Regions from separate parts of the Homo sapiens genome. Here region 2 is linked to region 1. Evidence: read pairs that join two places in POLR2A ChIA-PET (ENCODE). Cell type or tissue: PC-3. All regions are shown on one strand. Links, peaks and the distances in the headings refer to the core of each region. The heading gives the core; the rest is flanking DNA. Region 1 holds the start of CDH12 (cadherin 12). Region 2 holds the start of LOC105374683 (a long non-coding RNA gene).

Region 1 (11,191 bases), core at 4,547-7,046:
GCACTCTTATCCATTCCTTCATTTATTCGTTCACCAAACAAAATGGATTGAGGGCTGCTATGTGCCCTCTATGTGCGACTATTATAGGGCTTTCCTCATGGGGCTTGCATCATCATATGATATGAAGTAGGTCCTATTTTATAAAATGAAGTTGGATAAGGGTAGAGATGATTCTTCTGCAGAAGAAAGTGCTACTTTCAGACAATTGTTAGAGAACATCACTCTGATGTAATGACAATAAAACCAAGATTTACATGAAACAAAGGGGGATGCTGGGTGAGCGCCAAGGCCTTGTGGCAGTGTTGAACTTGACGTAATGAGAAAGGAAATGGAGGGGCTTGACAAGATATTGGTTTTAAGCCATGGGAAGTACTTTGATACTATATCGGAGAGTGTACATCTGCTACTGTGTAATGAGTTGGGGTCGGGGAGAAGGGAGAGTATAAAAGTAGAAACAGAAATATCTGTTTAGAGACTAGTGTACAGTCTAGATGTGAGACAATAGTGTCTGGAGCGAAGGTGACTGTGGTATAGGAAGTGAGGTTACTGGATTGAAGTTACTGGGTTTTTGAAGTTACTGGGTTGAAGACATATTTAGAGAAGGAAGTCAGGAAGCAGTAGAATTGATATTGTACCACATGTGGGTGGAATGGAGAGGAGCAAAGTCTCAGAAGTGACCCTTAGGTCTTAAGAAATTGGATGGATAATTATGTTATTTACTGAGATAAAGAAGATTAGGAAAATGGGTATATTTAGGGTGCGGTAAAGAGGGGCAGAAATGAAAAGTCTGGTTTTGAACAAGTTGGGTTTCAAGTGACTGTTAGATTCCTAGATAGAAATATTGAGCAGGCATTCTGAATTGAAGTCAGCAGAGGGATTAGAAGTAAAGGCATAGATTTGGAAAAAGCATCCAGATGGCATTTAAACCCATGCTACTGGATGCAATTACCCCTTCAGTGATTCTCTAGATAGAGAGATGAGTGGGCCTATGATGGTATCCTGGGATGCTCTGATAGATGTATTTACAGGTCAAAAGACACAGAGAACTCAGAAAAAGAGAATAAGAAGAAGCACTCAGTGATGAAAGAATAAAACCAGAAACTAATAAAGAAAAAGCAGATGAAAGATTTAATGTGAAAAAAATCATCTAAACATTAGAATTGCTGGATTTTGAATTTTGATGGATACTGTCAAATTTACTTCCCAAAGATTCCACATTTTACAATCCAGCCAAAACTCTATGAGACAGGTCTGTGCTTTTGTGATGTTTTGTGTGTTTTAAATAAGCATGACCTTCACTTTTGTTTTTAAAAAGTAACACCTGCTTGACAATATCCCTATCTGGAGGTGTGTGTAAACCTCTGGGCCAGGGCAGATCACATGCCATATATTTTCATTTATACCTCTTTCCCTCATCACTGGTGTTATATAATTGTGGCATATAAAAATTAATTGTCAGCAAAATGTAAAATGTTGAGATTTGAGTATATGAAAGAATTTTTTTAATACCGTTGTTAAAATTTTTATTGTTAATGTTTAATATAAATAGGAATTTGCCCTATGTGTTAGGTTATTGACACGACTACAATTCATTCCAATTCCATTCTCAACAACAGTTGTTATACTGGGCTTCCTTCTTGTAGGATCTTATATTGGTGATCTTCTTCTAGTAGGTGTTAAAGCACAAATCCTGGATAGTTATTAATATAACTAGATTTCTCACTATAAGACACTCTTTTACTTGAGAAATTTATTTGAGGTTTTCTATTCTTACCTAAGTAAACATATAACTTAAAGCCTTGCCAAGAGCTTGTTTTGCACTTTTCAGTCACTATCATTTCCTAGTAATTAGGAAAGTGTAGAGTTTCAGTAAAATCTTGCTTTAAAACCTGCCTGCAATCACATCCCTTAAAATAATGGCAACCCCTCATGGAAATATTGACTCAGAAAGTTGCAGGAAGACACTTCATTTGGGTATATTGTTATCTGCTGTTACTTCAATCATTCCTACATTCTTTACTCAGAAATCGTCTTAAATACATCATTTCATTTAGTGCTGATGATAGCACCCCAAAATATATTTTCACTGTAGAATGGAAACTATTAATGTTAATTTCCTCTGGTTTTCAACATTTACTGAGCATTTGAAGCTCTTTCCATTACATTTAAAAGTATTATTTTTGATCGTTTAATTAGCATCACGTTTTGGTTATTTCCTAATAATCCTTTTTTGAATAAACATTGAAGTGCCAGATAAAATTATATGATTTTTAAAAAAATAGTATATCACTGGCATTATTAAAATTAATGACATTTTCTAATTGTATCCCTCATCTATCCTCCAGATATTATAAACTTTCATGTTCACTAAAACTTTAATCCATCATTTAATTCCCTTTTACTGTATGATCAGCCTCTTTCTTTTATTCTTTTTTTTTCTTTCTTTCTTTTTTTTCTTGTGAGACCGAGTCTCACTCTGTCGCCCAGGCTGGAGAGCAATGGTGCGATCTCGGCTCACTGCAACCTCCGCCTCCTGGGTTCAAGTGATTCTCCTGCCTCAGCCTCCTGAGTAGCTGGGATGAAAGGTGTGCACCACCATGCCTGGTGATCAGTCTCTTTTTAATGTTTTCTATTTTATCTATTCATGTGTTCAAGTCTCTATAAAACAAAATACTACAAATTTCCCTTCATTATGTACTAACTCTCTGGTTACCTCCTGTTGTCTCTTTATTTGACATGTTAACCTTTTGAAATATGATGGCAAAACTTTCATCACAATGTAAACTTACTAATTTTTCAAATTCCAGGAATATCCATGTCTGTCCATTGAAAGCATTCTTTTTTTAACCTTCAAGTGATTGTTTTATCTACTTAATCAATCAATTACTGATACTATTGCTGCTTTTTAGTGATTACATTTTAACTTACCTAATGTGGTGCCAGATTAATAGCCTATTCTTTCCTTCAAACAGTGTAACCATCTTGCAAGACTTTATCCCCCAATTTTGTTATTCTTGTCCAGTATTTTAGTTCAATTATGTAACACCATAAATTTGTAATATTATTGTTCATACACGATCAAAGTTTGTTACCCACACCCCCATGGTCTCCATTTTCTTTGCTTCCCAGTCCTTCTTGGATCTCAGATCTTCTGTCTGGGATCATTTTCCTTCTTGAAGCACATTGGTTAGTTAGTTTATCAGGGAGGGATGCTGGTGATTTTGTTTGTTTGAAAATGTCTCTACTTTTCAAAGAGAATTTCTTCAGTGTGTAACTCTAGCTTGGCAATTATTTTATTTGAGTTATAATGGAATTATGGGTACACATTTCTTGGCTCTCCTTGCTGTCACTGAGAATACTGATTCAGTCTAATTGTTATATTTTGTAGATAATCTGTCTTTCTTCCCCATTTTGGAAATCTTTATTTTCTGTATTGTACTTTTTTTATGCTGTACGTAAGTGTGGATTTTTTTTTCTCATCATATCATATAAAGTTTAGGATATATTGTGCTTCTTCAGAGTGAGGACTCACATTTCATCAAAAAATGTTTTTTTTTTAGACAAGTCACTTGGGAACCCCTTTTACCCCAACGTGACAAAATTCAACACATAACAAACCCTGGACATTACATATTTTCTTCCAACCCCATGTTCCAGCTGTGGCTGTAGTTATCCTCTACAAATCTAGCTTAGAGATGAGGAAGGTTAAAAGGAGAAAGACCTGACCATGATAAGTGTTATCTGTGGGGTAATTCAAATTAAATTAACAGAATAACTCAAAGTTCAAAAAGTTAAATAACTTTTCCCAAATTGCTCATGTAATAATCCTTAAACTATGGTTTCAAACAATTGTCTGACTCAAGTTTTGAACTTTCCACATCATCATGTAGACGGTGCATCAGGACTCTCATCTTTGTACATGGGGGATTTTTTTTGTATGTTATAATAATTTTCCAGGAAATTGGAATTATAGAACCTATTGATTTTATGGTGTACTAAAGGTATATTCAACCTTACTTGTATTTAGCATCGTGCTTTGCCGGTAAGTCTAAATACACTACCTGTGTCCTAATGTTTGACTATGTATTTGGACTTGGAACCAAGCATGCATCATTCAGCCATTTGAACACATAGTAAAAACTTAATACATTTGAAGAGGCAAGAGTAACATATATCCATTTGAACACATAGATTTAAGGAATAATACGTAAGTCCTGTATTTCCCTAATGGGTATCGGTGTACAGATTGGAGTCTCATTGTTTCTCACTAGAACCTTCACAGATATATGCATGAGATGTATATATTTTAAGAAGAATTTTACATTGTTCAAGAAACACATATCTTACATTCAAGGTAATATAAATCCATCTGTAGAGCAATGGATTAAATATTCATGGAGCAAGGGTTATGAAAGAAAACCACTGTAAAAAAATACCTGAAGCATAATGAAGATTTAATTTATCCCTTAATACCATCAGCTATAACATGATAGACACAAATCTGAATACAGCTAAATTTATAAGACTGGTAAACATATGCCTTGTTTTCAATAATTTAACAGGTGCTTACTAAATGAAGTGATAATTAATAATTGAGTAATTGAATAATTGAATTCAAAGCATTTATCTATAATCTCACAAAACGTAGAATAACATTATGTAGAGTTCATCTGTAATTTTAGAACAGTCATAACTCTCACTTAATATGTTGTAAAAAAGTTATTTACTCCATTTTATTAATCATCTTATGATGAGATGCTTAAAAACAACTTTGAGTAACTACTATTGATATTCAATACAGGCAGCATAGTACACATTCACACACACACATTTTCCTTTTAAAGTTTGGTTATGATATATTACCCTCCTAGCATAGTAAGTCAGGAAAAAGCTGCAACTGTCTTAAAGCTGAAAGTTAAAAGGCTTTTAAAAGCTCTGAGTTTAAATTGTTCAGTTATTCAGTATTAGCAAAATAAAAAGCTCCCAGTAAAAATAATACATTTTCATTTATTTAACAATTAAATGTATTTTTGGGTACTATTTAAGCCTATTCATAAAAATAAAATGCAATATTTGTTAAACAGGAAGGATAAATATTTTCCACCTATAATTTAACACAAATAGGAATATCAATTGGTACTAGATTATAAGCAAAATGTTCTCTATTGATGTAATGATCACATGATAATTTCTGACATAATTACTTTTAAAACAGCAATAATTTGCTAGAAGATGAACAGGATAATATCTTACTTTAAATGAGACATCTGTAATCACTCTTTCCCTTTGGAAGTAGGAAGAAATTTACAACAGAGTCTGCTAGTAGGTCATTTTATTACCCAAGCCCTTAGATTTTATATTTTTACATGAAAACATGGCTCACTTTTAAAGACAGCCATCACTCTATGAATCCTCCTATCATGGCAAGACTGATTTGATGTTCATCACAATGCATTTTAAGAGGCAAGAGTGACATATATCCTTATTAATCTCATAATGATAAAGGATTGATTTCAACCTATATCCCAGACTGTTACATGAAATAGGCTCTGCCAAAATATCAGGTTCAAAAGATGCTCAATTTAAGGAGATCAGTTTTATGCTCCATCCTCAAAGGACAGAGTTATATGAGGTGTAAGTACGTCACATGAGGCATTAAGAGAAATTTTCTTCCCCATAAACTAAACACTGTTTGTACTGTAGTAAGAACTTAATACATATCATTCCGTGTGTGGAAGAAATGACTCACACTCCCTCCCCCTCCCCCCAACAATAATGCAGCTTTCTCTTTTTTGTAGGAATTATCTAAAATGATCACATCACTAAGCAGATCAGTGAGAGGAGTGAGTTTGAGTAGAAAATAAAAAAGCATTCGTGGCTTAAAAACTTCCCCCTACTGCTTGGAAATGGCACACCACAGTAGAAGTTAAGAACACAGCAAGCAGAGATTAACTGAACAACACAGAAAATCAAAAACATTTTTTTAATGGGGAAGGGGATTAACAATGCCAGGGCTAATCTTGGAAACTGGTCTCTGAAGTAAGAGTTATTAAGAGAAAAATATGTTATGTTCTAGAATTCGATTTTCAACTTAATTGAAAACCTCTTTTTACTTCAGTAGTTTTCATAGAAGGTGGAGAGACAGTTTCTAAATATTGTTGCTGAATAACTCGATGTATCAGTTAAATTAGTTAAAGGGAAGCCCCTGTTTTGCATGTGGCTATCCACTCAACCACTCCAAAACAATTCGTCAATCACCTGTTCATGGTTTGGGCAAAGTAACCATCTGCCTTTCAATTCTGAAGAGACATTCTGCTAGAATCATGGAATTATTTATAATAAAAACTTACTCGGTTGAATTCTCCTGTTGACATAATAATAAAAATATATAAGATGATATTTTAAATTGTCTAGGATAATTTAATGATGAGGCGCTGCCACTGAATGATGAGGTTCAGTATTTCTTGACAGCTGTGTGTCTGGATATTATTTTATAACCTTACAACTGCTCAGGTATACAGTGAAGATCAAGCAAACTAATACCTGCTTGGCATGGTTGCATTTTTCCTGTTTTGGTCATGTATAGTGTAATTTAAAACTGTAAACACATTTTCAGAATCTACTCTATTTGAATTTTTCCCCCTCAGTATGTAAGGTAATTTTCTAGCTGAGCAGTTTGTGAATGAGCTTCAAAATACTCGATGAGAAATTGAGAATCATGAAATGGTCGCAGAATCAGCCAGAAGTATGTCAGTTCCCTCTCCAGAGAGTACAGAGAAATGTGTATAAGAGATATCAGGTACTCTGAAGTACAGAGGTTCTAAATACACTGTGGTCCCGATGTAGCAAAAAACAAATAATGATGTTAAAAACATAAGAAAATACTTATAAAATGCTGAAGGTCTTTTTTGAAAAATGATTTGCCATTATGTCCTATATCACACATATTTCCTCCTTGTTAAATGTATCACCAAATGATCAATAACCTTAAAATAATTTGGAAATGCATATTATATAACCCACAGCAGATCTGGTAATCTATCTCTTTCATTTGTCCCAGATTAGTTTTGTGGTAGGAAACTCAAATGGCTGTACCATGAGAGGCAGGCCATTAAAACATTTAAATGGTTTTACAGTGGTATTTTTCAAATGAAGAATGAAGTTCATAAATTTCAGCGTCAGTGGAGAAATGAGTGAGGGGGGTCGGCATCTCTGGAAGCTCTTTGAAAATAAAGCATTCATTATTTTGTTGTAAAAATCAGATATCTATAAAGCCATTTATAAAATAACTAGTTGGACATCTAGCACACCTACTTATTTTCATTTGAAAATTTAGCCATGCTAAGATGCATTTGAGGTTAAAACATTTCTTTCCTTCCTCTTTTCACGTAACCTCTCACGGTCTGAGGACCAGAGACTTGTTTAGAACTTACCGAAGTTTCCCAAAGCAAAACCACGCACAAGCTCCTAATTCAGCTGCCAGATCTGTGTGCAGCTTCGTTCAGCTTCTCACTACGCTAGGCATCACTTTATTAATCATGTATGAATTTCTGTGCATGCACCCTGAAGCGATCACACACACGCGGTGCAATCCCAATCAAAAACGGAAGCCTTACCTGATGGCAGAAAAGGCAGCTGCAGGAGCAGCAGCACCGACGGCCGCAGCAGGGTGCCAACAGCTCAGCCTTGCGCGGAAGGTGAGACCCTTCTCTTCTGTTTCCCCTTTCCAAATCACTGTGCCAACACACTGCTTTGCATTTTGTCCGTTTTCATTCAAAGAAGGTTCTCCAGGCCGGGCAGCCAGTAGACACCACTTTCTTCCTGGAAGAGGCTGCCTCTCTTCTCAGAAAAGCCTGGACCCCTCTCTGTGGCTCCCTCCACATTTACCCTTCAGATCAATAATGCTCTCGGAGCGGCTGGAGCTCAACTGCAGCGGCGAGCGGCGAGCCAATGGGGGCCCAGGATTCCCTCCTGTCATCTCCCCGCCCTCAAAACAAAACACAGCGTGCCTTTGACACATCATTGAGTAGTGAAAAGTAATTGAATCCTATATTTGAAATGTATTTTGTTTGTTCTTTTTCCCCCCTAGCGTTCATTGTAGAATGCTTTGAATGAATCCGAGGACTCCTTAGCTCTCAGAAGACTCATTAAACGAGCCTAGCAGCGGGTGAAGATTAGGCGCTGAGAAAGTGATAGCACCTGGGTTAGCACCCGAAGCTTTGCTTTTTAAATGCTTGAGATCTATTGCATATCAGAGAACTGTCACCTGGGAGGAAAAAATCTTGGGTTCTATTAGTCTTTCCTCCACTAAGTCGCTTGAGTCTTTTTTGTGAATCAAGACAATTAATTACGTTTACCTGGAAGCTGTCTCAATGTTTAATTGTCTAAACGAGAATCAGATGCTTATTGGTGACAATAACCATGCTCAAGCAATTTCTCCTAATTCACTTACTTGTTTCTAGGCTGATTTAACTTGGTTCAGAGTCTATGAAGAACTCAAGATTGCTAAGACTATATACATTAGTCTGGTCTGTTTTAATTTTGTCATGTTTAAATATTGTAAGATTTTAAAAATTAATGTTAATTTCTCTTTATATGAGAGAATTTATTAATAATTACCTAAAACTTTATAGAATATTATAATGGCAATAAAATATTACAATGAAAAGTGTTATTGTTGAAAACCTATTCCTCCAAAAGCCACAAAACAACTTTGCATTCTTTAACCATGATTATCTTTCTTTGTGTTTCACTATTAAAGTGCTAACTATTGAATAAACATTTGCTTAAATATATTCACCAAGAATCGTGTATTTTCTAAGACTCTAAGTCATTTTATTATTCAGACATCAAGAATGCCACAATATTTCAGATAATCATTTAATTTTGTTCTATAAAAAATCTCAAGAGTACAGAGTCTCAATACAGTTTTAAAAATATGTCTCCCTACAGGAGGACTGTACACAAATAACAATGTCTTTTCAATGCTAGTGTTGAAAAAGAATAAAATTATTGGGACTGTCTGAAATCTTTTTGTTTCACTGAATACAAATGTGTTGATGTAGGTGGTGTAGCCAAGCTTTGTGTATCGTGACAAATTGAAATGGCTTGGGGAGACTTTACAAACAAAACAATTTCGTGACCTGTCTATCACGTGAAGGGAGGCACGGAAAAATGTAATATTTACACACTGTATGCTGTGTCACTATAACAAGGTGAATGCTAACTTTATTGTAACTCATTTATGTAGCCAATAAATATTTCATTCAGGGCAGTCTCTGGCTAAGTTTGGTCACTTGGATTTTGTGAAGAAAAGAATATGCTGATGAAAAAATGAATCATAAACATTGCTTTTCCCTCAATTGTATAGTATATTTTTCATTTATTTAAATTCCTTTTTTGATCACAAATAATAGGTCATTGACTACAGAACATTGTCTTTGTACTACAGGTCGAGAGTTCTCAATGTGTGGTCCCCAGACCAATAGCAAAAACATCACCTGGAACTTGTTGAAAAGACAAGTTCTCAAGCCCTTCCCCAAGCCTATCAAATCAGAAACTTTAAGAGAATGGGACACTGCGATCTATGTTTTAATATCCCTCCAGATGCTTCCAATGCACATTCAGGTTGGACAGTCATTGCTCTAGCTAAGGGGTCTACAAATTACAACAGAAGACCAGCCACCTGCTTTTGTAAATAAAGACTTATTGAAACCCAGTGGTGCCGATTTCTTTATGTATTGTCCATGACCGCTTTCGCATTACAATGGCAGAGTCAAGTAGTAGCCACAGAGACTTACAATATGAATCCTAAAATGTTTACTATCTGTCATTTAAAAAATAAATGTTTTGACCCCTCCTAGCGCATTGTAAGATGTGCAATATTATTAGTACAAACGGCAAAAGTTGAAGAAAAAAGAGCATCTGAAGGTGGAGTGGAGAAGATCAAATTAATGAAATCATTGAGATTTGAAAGAGATTGAAAATGATCATGTAATAAATTACATTGGTGTGTGTGTTTTGCAGATTTTTGCTGCTCTCCCTGTAGGAGGGATGCACTTCTCCCCAGTCTTGGCATCTTAGTATGAAACATGAATGGAAAAGAATATTGCCATTTCCAAACAGAATATTGAAGAACAAATATAAATTTGTGCGCACTCTATCAGCATGGGTTGTTGAAAGAAGAGAACATTGGAGTCTTATTTGTCCCTAGATGGACATGTAGCATGGAAGGATAAAATAGCTTTTATTTCTACACCACTGAGATTTGGGGATTTTTTTGTTACTAGACTAGTAGTATCTAATCTCTCCTGACTAAAACAAGTTACAATTAATGTAAGCAGAGGTAGGAAAACAAGCATTAAAGCTTGTTTTGTAATGTAATGACTGGGACAAGGCATTTGCCTGGAAACTCAAAAATTACTTTTCGGAAAATAAAATAAATCAATAGAATTTGTTTAAGAAAATAAAGACTGGAAAGATAAAAATGGATATTAAAACATTAGGACAAATAATTAAGGCTAAGGACATCAGACTTAATTTATTAGCAATGGAAGCCATAAAGGCTGTTTAGAAAAGGTATGACATCATCAAAATTATGCTATAAGATTACTCTGTTGGCGAGGAAGAGATCAAAGGGCAATAAACAAAAGAAAATTCATCACAAGGCCGTGAAAAATTAAAACATGATGTAATATGAGCCACTATTCAAGTATCGTTACCCTTATACTTACATCCAGTGAGTCAAGTTCCATCAGTTGTACTTCCTAAATACTAGTTAAAAGCATCATTTTATCATTTTCTTTATCCACCATTATCATTGTCATAGCTGTTGGATTGCATTGATTGAACTTTTACTTCCAAGACTTTTGTAACAGTCTCTTAATGGGTATCTCTGTCTCCTCTACATTTTATTATTGGTTAACTATACACAATTTTATACAATTATATACAAACAATTGTGAAGATTTGTTTCACAGCTTTTTTACTGCCAGACCCAACCAGACTGATGGGACATTTCCTGTATCCTCAAAGGGGAGGGAAAGAAGATATAAAAACAAGGGAATTTTCATTCAGACAACTAAAACAGTAACTTTTGCTCTGAAGTGACTAACCCCACTTCTGTGTATATATCCTTGACTAAAGAAAATCACAGACACATTGCTAAGCCAGAGGTCAATATGACAGAGAT
Region 2 (11,191 bases), core at 5,806-8,305, 1.0 Mb before region 1:
GCTAATTGAAGGAAAATTAAAATTACTTGTCATTTTCAATATTTATTTTTTATCTTCTTTAATTATTATTTAGTAGTCAACTGTCCCAACATTTGTCTATATACCTTTTTCAATTTGATGACTCCCTCTTGTGTATCCTCATCTGTGACGATGTCAAACAAATTTCCCCCATCTCCTGGAACAATATTGTATTCAATTTCTGCATTTTGTCCAAAATCAGGATCCACAGCTCTTATTCTTCCAATAGCTGAACCAATAGGGGAAGACTCAGGAACTTTCAAGTGGAAGATGCCTGATAAGACATATAAAATTTGAATTGACAGTGGGGTTAGTAAGAGATATAGTAAGATTACAAGGCTTGAAAAATAGAGTCCACTGAAAGTAAATCACATTTAGAACATTATAGTGCAAATTGAAAAGGCAATTTGCTGTCAAGTTAAGGATTATGATTAGGAGTAATAACTTCACTTTTCTCTTCAATATGTGCTGCTCTAGAATTTTAACTGGGCATTATAAATAGTAGAGAATGCTAAAGTAAAATTATTAGCAGGACTTGTTTTACACACTTATATGGCATAAAAGTGTACCACATATCAAATGGGAGGGTGGGACTATTCATGAAATTAATTGGTACTAATAATACAGGTTGCAAGACATAGATAAAAAGTTATAGATACATAGATAGATGATAGATAGATGATAGATAGATAGATAGGTGATAGATATATAGATATAGAAAGTTGAGGTTATATTTCCTAAAACTAATGACTTCAATAAGTATACATCATTAAACTAAAAATAACCTGTAAAATAATTTGTATAATCAAAATTCTAGTCGATGATAGATTGAAATATAGTATATTATAGACTAAGATTCAGCTTATATTTAGTGAATTTTAACTTGTCACCTTTCTATATACTTTTACTGATATTTTAAATCATAAAGTTCTGTCTCCCGAAGTTTTTTAATAGCATTAAGAAAGAAAAAAAAGTAAAATGCTTATTTTTACCACCAGGTGGAGCGTTTATATTACTATGAAATTTATACTGAATCAGCAAAACTTAGATAAAACATTTCAGAATCATGGAAAATTGTAATACTCTACAAAAAAATAAAAACATAGACATTATTTTAAGGTTTTGTAGAATTTTTCAAAGTTTGACACACAAGAAAGATATAGTGCATGCTCTTTTACTGACATTTCATTAAAGCAAATATTAATGAGTTTAACAACAGTCTGTTCAAATTCAAATGAGGAAAGGAAATGAGAGAAAATAAAAATTAAGAAACAAAACTAAACACCAAAATCTAAAGTTTCCATTTTGATACTGGAGTTCCACTTTCAGTTTCTCTTACCGGATTTAGAATGGCTCTTTCCCATGGGTAAATCAACCATGGTGATTCATTCGTTTTAGAATTTTAGTTACACATTTGTGGAAAATAAATTAAGAAGTTACTATAAATGTCTGTTGCATAGGGAAGTTCATTAAAAAATCATGTTACAATATTACAGTTATTTTCTCCAAGAAGGTGTGAGAAAAAAATCAATCACATCTTGTAGAGATTCTGCCAGATATTTTCTTTTTGATTTCCCATTATTTTTTGAGGTCCTGTAGTTCTTTCACAATCAGTTTCAAAACTTGGTAATTTCATTAGCATGGGAAGCAGTTAAATCTCCCTTCTTCCCTCCTTCCCCCAGAAAATGGTATCTACCATTTATCTTGAATATGCAGATCAGCCGTATTTAAATCCAACATATTATCTCCATGGAACATATATGTGATTTGGTCTCAAGAGAGCTAAATACTCAACTAAAGTTTGTTTATTTTACATATAAGACAAAATGATACTTTACAGTGGTCCACAAGAGTTATATTTAAATAATTAGCTTAGTTAATTCATACTTTCAAAGAGGGTATGAGGAATCTTTCTCAAAAATGCACTTAAAAGTTTAAATAAATAAAAAAATAAACATTATAGACCTAACAACAACAACAAAAAACTCCTTCCAAGTCACAATGCTAAAATGTTACATAGATATTATGAAGGAATCTCAGTTAAGGAAAGTCACATTAATTGATCAAAGTAGTAATTTCTCATAGGGTAGGATTATTGTTTTATTTTTATTTCCTAAGCACTTAACATAGTAGCTGTCATTTAGGGATGCTTAATGTTTGCTGAACTTAAAGCAGTGATTGAATTTGAGGCAATCAAATCAAAGAAGAAAAACAAAAGAATGGGTTACATTGCATTCCTATTTTCTACCAGAAGGATAAAGCCAGATATTCAGGAGGAATCTATCTGATTTCAAATAGCCTTAATTACATAAGCAGAATCTATCATGGCTTTTGGAACTACTTTCTTTAGATCATAAATATTTCTTAATAGATAAATTAAACCATGATCCTAGTGAGGCACTCCTGAGATATTAGGAAATATAAGGGTCCCTGAACTTCTGTTTAATGAGGCAAGAAAGCATGTGACAAAGTTATTACAGTTGTACTAAACTTAAGGACAAATTCCAAAGAAAAAGGACAAGGCACAGAACGTGTAATTTTTCATTTTCCTTTTTTTCTTCTAAAATGCCCGTTAAATGGAAATACGATTTATCAGAAACTGTGTTTGTATCTTTTGCCTCTTGTTGTGTGACTGTGATGAAGTATCTGAGGAACATCAAAAGCTTTGAATTCACGGTACGATTGGTCATAGTCCAAACTCGTGGCTCATAAATGAGTGTTAGAAAAAGTCTAAATTTTTTTTCTAATAAAAGAGAGAAATGGAAGTCGATGTTGAATAGTGTACTAGAAATCCTTCTTGATTAGGACATTTAGTAGGAAACTTAGGGGTAAACATTATCAAGGAAATAACTGAACAAGTGTTCAGAGAGACAGAGAGCCGTCAAGTATAGTGGATTTCAAACTTCAAATGTGGCCAGCAGTGGGAGTGGTAAGGGTGAAACAGTGAGAGTCATAAGGAGCGGAGTAGTATGAGAAATTTAGGAACACATGTGCATCTCACTTAAAGAGCTGGGGACATTTCTGTTTATTCCATCCAATCCATTCAATGAGAGCCAGTTGAAGTTACATATTAGGTTTATGAGTTAGCTTTACATTTACATTTGGATGGTTAAAAGCAAAAGTAAAGGAAATTACACATCGATGAAAATGATAGAGCCTGGAGTCCTCTCTAATGGATTATGGTTAGTGAAGGTGAAGAGTTTAGCCAGAGTTGAGATCCTCCAATATGGGGGAAAAAAAATTAAAGCATTGAAAGGTAATCCAAAGGGCATCAGATAATTCAAACTGCAGATGAAAGAGCCCCCTTTCCAAGACAATAATATGCTGAGATACGAACTTTATGTTCTATAAAAGAACATTTTATGGGGCTAGTCACAATAAATGTAAAGAAAGCTATTCTTTGTAGTATTCTATCAATTTAAGTTAAATAGGGTGTTTTGTTTTAAGTTGTCAGCATAGAGAGTGCCAACAAATTCCATTTTTATCTAATGGCATTGAAAAATTGTGATAAATTGAAATAATAGCATTGTCCAATAATGATTGATTTACTAGCATTCCACTAACATGCACCCCTTCAAAATTAAGATAAAAGTAAAGCAATGATTACTTTTTGTGTGTGTTAAGTTTTAGTGCATGTGAAATGCAAATATACAGAGCAATAGATTTTCTACTCTTTACACAGCAGACATACATTTTAGTAAGGTGGAAGACACGTTCATTAAGATAAGTGTTTCTTAATAAAATATTACAGCTGGTAATAAAGTCTGCAGAATATGGAACAAGTCAGAGAAACTATGCATTTGTCATGTCAGATTGTTTAGGTTCTGTCGGTTTATTTCCAATGACTTGACATTTTATCATGTCTGGAATCTCAACAGCAATAAAGCTGAGGTCATTCAGATTAATTCAAAACTGTGAAGTAATCTTCAGCTATGCCAAAGTTGGATTGTTCATGATGTACTGTGTAATTACACCGCCACCGTCTTCCAGGCGTCCTACTTTTGATGCATATGAAACATCTTAATGGCACTACCTGTACCACACAAATTGAGAAATAAAACAGGTGACAAGAGATTGTCCACAGTCAATAAAAATATATATTTACAATTCATCAAATATACCTATTGTGCTTAGCCAAAATCTTCATTTTCCCATAGAAAAGGAGGAAATTGCATGCAGTGAACTAATTATAATGATCATATTCTTAAATATAATATTCCCTGTTAGTTCCAAGAGTAGAAAAAAATCAGGTAGTTATAAGCTAAGTATCCTCTCAGTAACTATGTCATTTGAAAAGATACTGATTAGGACTTAAACTGTGTGTCGGGCGGGGAGAGTGGGGACAGGTAGGGGACATGCATTGCTACTTTAAAAAAAAAGGATGTAAAATATATTTACCTTCCTTTTTTTGTTTATTGCAGGAAATTTCCAGATACTGATGAAAACACCAAAATAAATATATTTACTTGACAAAATATAAATGAAGATCTTTACTTAAAAATAAAGATTATAGGACCTGAACAAATATATTAAGTGAATGAATGACTTTAAAAATACCACAACATTCAATGACACCAATAGCAAGTTAAAAAGAAGATAAAATAATCCATTACAAACTCACTTTTGAAATACATTTTATTTTATCTTTATGTAACAATAATTCTAAAGTTACTTAAAAAAAAGGAAGTCAATGTTTAACTGCAAATAAGTTACCTAAATACAAGTAACTAATGTGAATATAATTCATATTTAATAATACAAGAACACTAGAAATATTGGAGGGCTTAAGAACAAATTATTTCAAATTGATGAAAATGTTAAACATTTTTAAAAACTCAAAAACATACACTTGATTCCAACTAAATAGACTATGATTTGAAATATTACATTTCAATTTAAACTTCAAAAAATAAATATAGCACTGAACTATTGATTCAGTAATTGAATTCAAACATTAGATTGTTCAAATGATCCTGCATACTTTTTGTGTGTGTGAGTGATTTACCTTCTAATGGCTTAGAAATAAAATTTTGTTGTATCAATATTTTATTTTTTTAAATTTCTTAAATATGTATCACACAAAATTATTTCACCTTACTTAAACAACACGAAAAGGAAATACAAGTAAACAACATATTGTGTGAGTAAAAAGAAACTTTATAGAAATTGTGTACCTGTAGCTCTGTGACCCTGGGCAAAATATTTTAAACATCCCTCTTTTCCTGATCGTTTAAAATATCTCTCTTTTCCTGATCTGTAAAATTAGTATAACAATATCTACTTTATAGATTTGTTTTTGAAAGTCACTTATACAAAAGTGCATGAAACTCATTCAGTATTATTTATTACTAGTTAACTTTTATAATATTTGTATATTATAATATTTGTATATAATATTTGTATAGTCTATATGTATTATAATTTTTCCTATCAGAATGGCAATAGCCAATAGGAAACTGTCTATAGAGGTGTGGAGATGAAAGAAAGACAGATCTTAAAAGAGTTCTAAAAAGTCGTTTTAATTTTAATTAAAATATTTTCCCATATCTTTAAAATTGGAGGATTCAGGAAGAAAAAAAATGTTTTGGTGGTGGAAGAACATTTTATGCCCTCTATTTCCTTAAAAGCCTGAGGCTGTATTTTCAATATGCCCAAATTAAAGTAATAGAAATGTTGTCCATAAGAAAGAACTATCCTGATAACAAAGCTGGGTTCAAGCTGGATTTTAGTCAAGCATACTAAACATACAGTGAATGGAATCTCTCAGTAATAACAGAAACATCCACTGCTGCTCATTCCCAGGATGAGGCTAGGATGGGCATAGTTTTTAAGTGTCAAGTATTTGGCACTAGAGCTTCACTTTATTGGTTAAATTACTTCGCTTTTGAGATGTTATATTTGCCCATTCTCGATTTTAACTAACCATATACATGAATAAGAATTGCCATGCACACAATATCCGTCATATTAATGAATTAAGATTTATAAATTTTCTGTAACAATAGCAATATTTCTTGTCTCTGAACAATGAGAAATTTATTCCTGTAAACTTTTTTCTAGTTCTGAGCAGCTAAACGCAATAGAAAAATTTAAGGCTCGATATTAAATTGTCTTTCAAAAATTATCTTTGCATAGTAGATTAATTGCTTAATTTTCCGGTATCTCAGATTATTGATATTTGATTCAACTACAGTTTTTAGTGGTCTCCTTCATGGAATGACAAGGAAAAACACATAAACAAAAAGACAAGTGTTTTTCTTGATGGCATTTATGGTCTAGTGGGAGAGAAGTCAATTAAACAATCACACAAAAAAGTAAAATAGCAGAAAAAAACACCAGCGCTCTAAAGGAAAGTTACACAATTCTATTCAATGTTTAAACTGAGAATCCGAGCTGAGACAATACCATTGGGTTCTGTGAGGTCAGCTAATAGAAAACATTCCAAACAGAAGTAACCATATGACAAAGGTGATATGATCATAGTTTCCTGTCTTACCAGTTTGTTTGTTCAATAACTCCCACTGGGACCTATCATCTCTAATGTCAGAAGCACCTCTAGTATATTAACCTATAGCCTATATAGCTTGGCCATGTACTTTTGTTGCTGCAATTTGGCAAACCCTAACTCTTGATGATGATAATTATCTTCCTTCTAAAGGAGGAGGGATGGTTTACTGAGGAAAACCATAGAGAAGCAACTAGATATTACTATAAATTATGATCATTAACTTTGAATGCCCCTTCAAAATTGCTTAAAAAGCACACAGATTTGCAAAGGTAACTGACTACCATTCTCTGTGACTTCTATTTTGAACTGATCTACTGTCCTTAAATATCTGCTTAAGTACTCCCTTTACTACTTCCTTTCTCAGTTGGTGACCTTGCCTTGTAGTTCACAGAAAAAGAAAAAAAAATGATGTTGCACAGGAGATTGCTCAGCTTCCCCAACCTTCAAAGGATCCTACATCAGTGTGACTCACAGTTTGAATAATCATAACATGTAAGATATGATACAAACTTTTTTTTTTATTTGTCTCTCACTCTTCCTTTAGACTTTCTTCTGTCGGGGTATGCTTTGTCTTTTCTTGGATGAAGACAATGGTGAGTAAATGATGTTTCTTCTCACTATTAAATAATAATCCTATGTTCACTTTAATTCTAAAAACATAGATTTGGAAGTTAGACATTTCCAATAAATCATATTAACTAGCACATCAATCCATATGCAAAATTAAGACTTCTCCCCTTGGCCACCCCACCCACGTCCAAGCCAATTAGAGCCAGCAGCAGATGGGACATTGAGTTGGGATCTGGATGGATTAGCAGCCTTTCTCTGTCCAAATTTTTAATTTTTTTTTCATCATCTCCTTTCCTGGGGTGTTTTCACCTCACCATTGGAGGCAGCAAAGTTAGGAGGCTGGACTGTTCTTACTTGATGATGTGGTTTTTGCTTCTCTGGAGCTGCACAGTGCACTTGGGGGCAGCTCTTGGAAGTTTCTCTTGCAGCAGCCTCCACACCAATGGCATTGCCTCTGCTTTGATGGACTATGACCTCAGCCTCCAGATTTCAGGCGACCCACTCCACAGGCAGATTCTCGCTTCAAGGAGAATCTCTTTGGCAGGACTTAACATAATGTTGGGTTGGTTTTCCCTTCTGCTTACTCATTTCTTGCCATTCCTTTTGTTGTCATACAATTAGTTTCCCAAACACAGCCTTGTTCTCTTTTCCTTTCTCTGCTGTTTTCAGGAGATTTTAACTTTCCTCAGCATGAGACGCATATCATTCCATGAATTTCCCCCATTTTCTGGGAAAATATATTAGAGTTTATTGTTTGTCTTAGCTAAATGGAAGGCCCCATTCACCAAACTTGAGAGGAGTAGGAAGGACAATCCTACCACTCACTTTTAGTAGACAGGGACTACACATGGCTTTCTCCAAAGAAATCCTCTGCACATAATTTTCCCTCTACTTCACACTCTACAAAACATGCTTTAAAAGACTAACAAAATATTGCCCAGGCACAGTGGCTCAAGTCTGTAATCCCAGCACTTTGGGAAGCCAAGAGGGGCCGATCACCTGAGCTCAGGAGTTCGAGACCGGCCTGGCCAACATGGTGAAACTCCATCTCTACCAAAAATAAAAAAATTAGCCGGGTGTGGTAGTGTGTGCCCGTAATCCCAGTTACTTGGGAGCTGAGGCAGGATAATCACTTGAGCCAGGGAGGCAGATGTTGCAGTGAGCTGAGATCATGCCACTGCACACCAGCCTGGGGGACAGAGTGAGACTCTATCTCAAAAAAAAAAAAAAAAGAAAAAAAACTAACAAAATATCTTCCTATGACTGAAAGCTACAAGAGCCTTAAAAGCATCCTGATATTTCCATTGTAAATTCTGATCTGAGACCATACTCTGCTATGTAGTATCTATTGTATGTTAGCTTTATAGTGCATACTTCAGTATTAACCTCTTGTTATAGCTGTAAGCATTCTTTCAATTGAAGTGTCCTTCATCTCCACTTTTTCTTCTTAAACTCCAACAATTTGTACACATTTTGCTATTTTTAAAGAATCTGTTTTCTCTGCACTCAATACTTTCTTCTCAATAGAGTTATTCTTGATGAGACACAAACTGCTCATATTTGAGCATCTTAACAAAAATTCTCCCTTGTCCCAAATCTGATTCTAGTTACCCCCATCATTTTCTTTTCCCTTTCCAACAGAACTTTTCCAAGAGAAACACTGTTACCCATGCCTACTTAACAACCACTCCACAAGCAGCCTTACCCTGCTGACTGAACCCATCATTGTGTAGTAAAGTTTCCCCTGAGATATAGTGACTTCCTTGCCACTAAAATCCAGTGGCAATGTCTTAGCAGTGTTCAACACTCTTGGCTATTCCCTGTTTTCTGAAGCACATCTCTTCTGAGACTCTACAATTACGGTTTTCTGGCACTCTACTATCATAGTTTCCTCCCACCTTGCAGCTCTCTCCTTGCCAGATTCCTTTGTGGAAATTCTTAGAAAAGATCTGGATAAGTGATTCTCAAACTTGGTTGCATTTTGGTATCATCTGGAAAGTTAAACAGTTTTTTAAATGCTTTAGCCCAGGGACCATCCAAAGAGATTCTGTTTAGTTGTTCTGAGTTTAGAGCTGCATTTATTAAATTCCCTCCTGTTCTACTTTACAAACGTGGTCAAGAACCATTTTTGCAGGCTATGTTTATTCAGTCTTTCCTTTTCCTAGGTAACTTCATCTCTCCCTTTTGCTTCATTTACTATCATTATGCTAAACATTCTTTTTATTTTAACTCCAGCCTATATTCAGCTTTTGAGTTTTCCTACTATACTTGGCAAAATATCATCTTATTCCAAAACATTACTTGGATATCTCCAAGGTGTCTCAGTTTTGACATATTCAAACATGAGATCATAGACTTGCCATGCCTAGATGAAGATTCTCCTACTAGTCACTCTCTCAGCAAGTAGTATTTCCACCTCTCCAGTTCCATGAACTAGAATCTGCTTCTTAGTAGCAAATCCACTGCTATTATTGATTATTTTACCTCCTAAAATCACTCAAATCTGTTGACACGCTACCATTTTTCACAATGGCCCTGGTCACCACCATCACAGACTCATACTTCTTTTCTGTTACTGCAGATGCCTGCTAACTGGTCTTCTGACATTATTCTCTACCCCTGGCCTGAGGTGTCTTTCCATTCTGCACAGCAAGGATAGAGAGGTCATTTCCATCACTCCTAGGTAAAAACTCATTGTCTTCTTTCATGTAGCGGGGAAATTACCCTTTTAGAAAATCCATGTGTGTCAACATGAAGGAAACGAATAAATTTTTAAATAGAAATTATTCTTTAAGAGGAATAGACACTTAGTAACAGCAACCACTTATATAGTGCTTTCTATTTTCCAGGCACTTTTCTAAGCACGTTTCCATTATTAACTAATTTTATCTTCACATCAAGACTATGAGATACCTGCTATTACTGTAACTTCCAGTCAGTTATATCCTGGTAAATATTTTAGAACTATATTGGGATAGGGAGAAAAAACAGGTATGAGCCCTAATGTTCAGGGTCTGTTCATTGCTGTGGTGTAAGAGCTCCCACCATGACCTATATCAAGCTACTATCGTGATGTCTTGAACACACAGTTGAGAAGAAAAAGGCACAATTGGTTCTGCTGATCTGGTAGAACCTACTATCAGTCTACAAATGAGCAAGCTGGGGGCTAATGGCCATGAGGTGAGTCAAGCAAGTAGTATCTCTGATTGAAAACATAGTTCCTCATTTTGTCTGCCCACTTCTGTTGACTTGGTTGTGCTGCCTGAAAGTCAACCAAATAGATACAATATTTGGTTGATCCATAAGATCTTTTAAAATTCAGAAAATTCAAAATTCTTAATTTTAGCTAGACTGAGTGATGCAAATTTCAATTTACTAAGTATTGAGTGGATTGGGCACACTTGAGGAAAGTTTCCCTTTTCAGTGATTGGAGAGAAAACTCCATGAAAACCTTTAAAAAAAAGGTCATTAGGAGATGTGACAAGGTTCTAGAAGAGGATAGGGCACTAAACATAAAATAATTCTGCTACTGCACCCAAGAAAGAAAAGAAAACTTATTACATCTCTTTCTGTTTTTCCAATTCTTCCTTTCTTCTTACAAAGCTCACAACATTAAAGTACGAATTATTACGTTTAATACTATAGTTCTACTACTTATTATGTTTAATAAATGCCTATCTGCAAAACTAATTGTCCATTGTAACATTATTTTTTAAAGCAAATGCATCAGAAATTCCAACCAACCCAATTCCAAATAGGCTATGGTACAAAACCAACTTATATTACTTAATGATTTTCAGAAAAATTGGGGTTTCTGATTCTCCAAAGTATGTATTTTTAACATAAGTGATTTATATAATCACTATTCTTGTTACACAATAATAAACATGACGGCAATTTTGGCAAGAGTTCACAACATTTCAAGTGCATCAATAATTTTTCATTGTTATATATTTCATGAAGTACATTTAATATTCTCTTAAAACCTCCATTGAATATTTAAACCTTTGTTTATGTTGTCTTTATCTAGGTAATTTCTGATCCATTTAACAATATATGGTAAATGGAAAATTCTCAGTGATACTGCCTAATAAC

Evidence for each region. Peaks named below come from ENCODE experiments on the same cell type or tissue, not always from the same donor. Only the 100,000 strongest peaks of a DNase experiment are listed, where the experiment ranks them.
Region 2: POLR2A ChIA-PET joins it to region 1 with 8 read pairs; 1 of 35 experiments calls an interaction of 5 or more read pairs at or near these places.

What each region holds. Positions count from the first base shown.
Region 1 is chr5:22,845,442-22,856,632 of GRCh38, forward strand. CDH12 (cadherin 12) reads right to left here and starts at 7,903. Exons shown (of 15, transcript NM_004061.5): 1 at 7,617-7,903. In PC-3, for the core only: no CTCF peak of the experiment used is centred there; no DNase peak of the experiment used is centred there; H3K27me3 peaks cover 402 bases.
Region 2 is chr5:21,816,841-21,828,031 of GRCh38, forward strand. CDH12 (cadherin 12) reads right to left here. Exons shown (of 15, transcript NM_004061.5): 9 at 105-292. It overlaps LOC105374683 (a long non-coding RNA gene), which reads left to right and starts at 6,687. Exons shown (of 3, transcript XR_925846.3): 1 at 6,687-6,795; 2 at 7,071-7,119; 3 at 9,678-9,773. RefSeq lists an enhancer at 6,896-8,095. In PC-3, for the core only: no CTCF peak of the experiment used is centred there; a DNase peak (open chromatin) is centred at 6,941.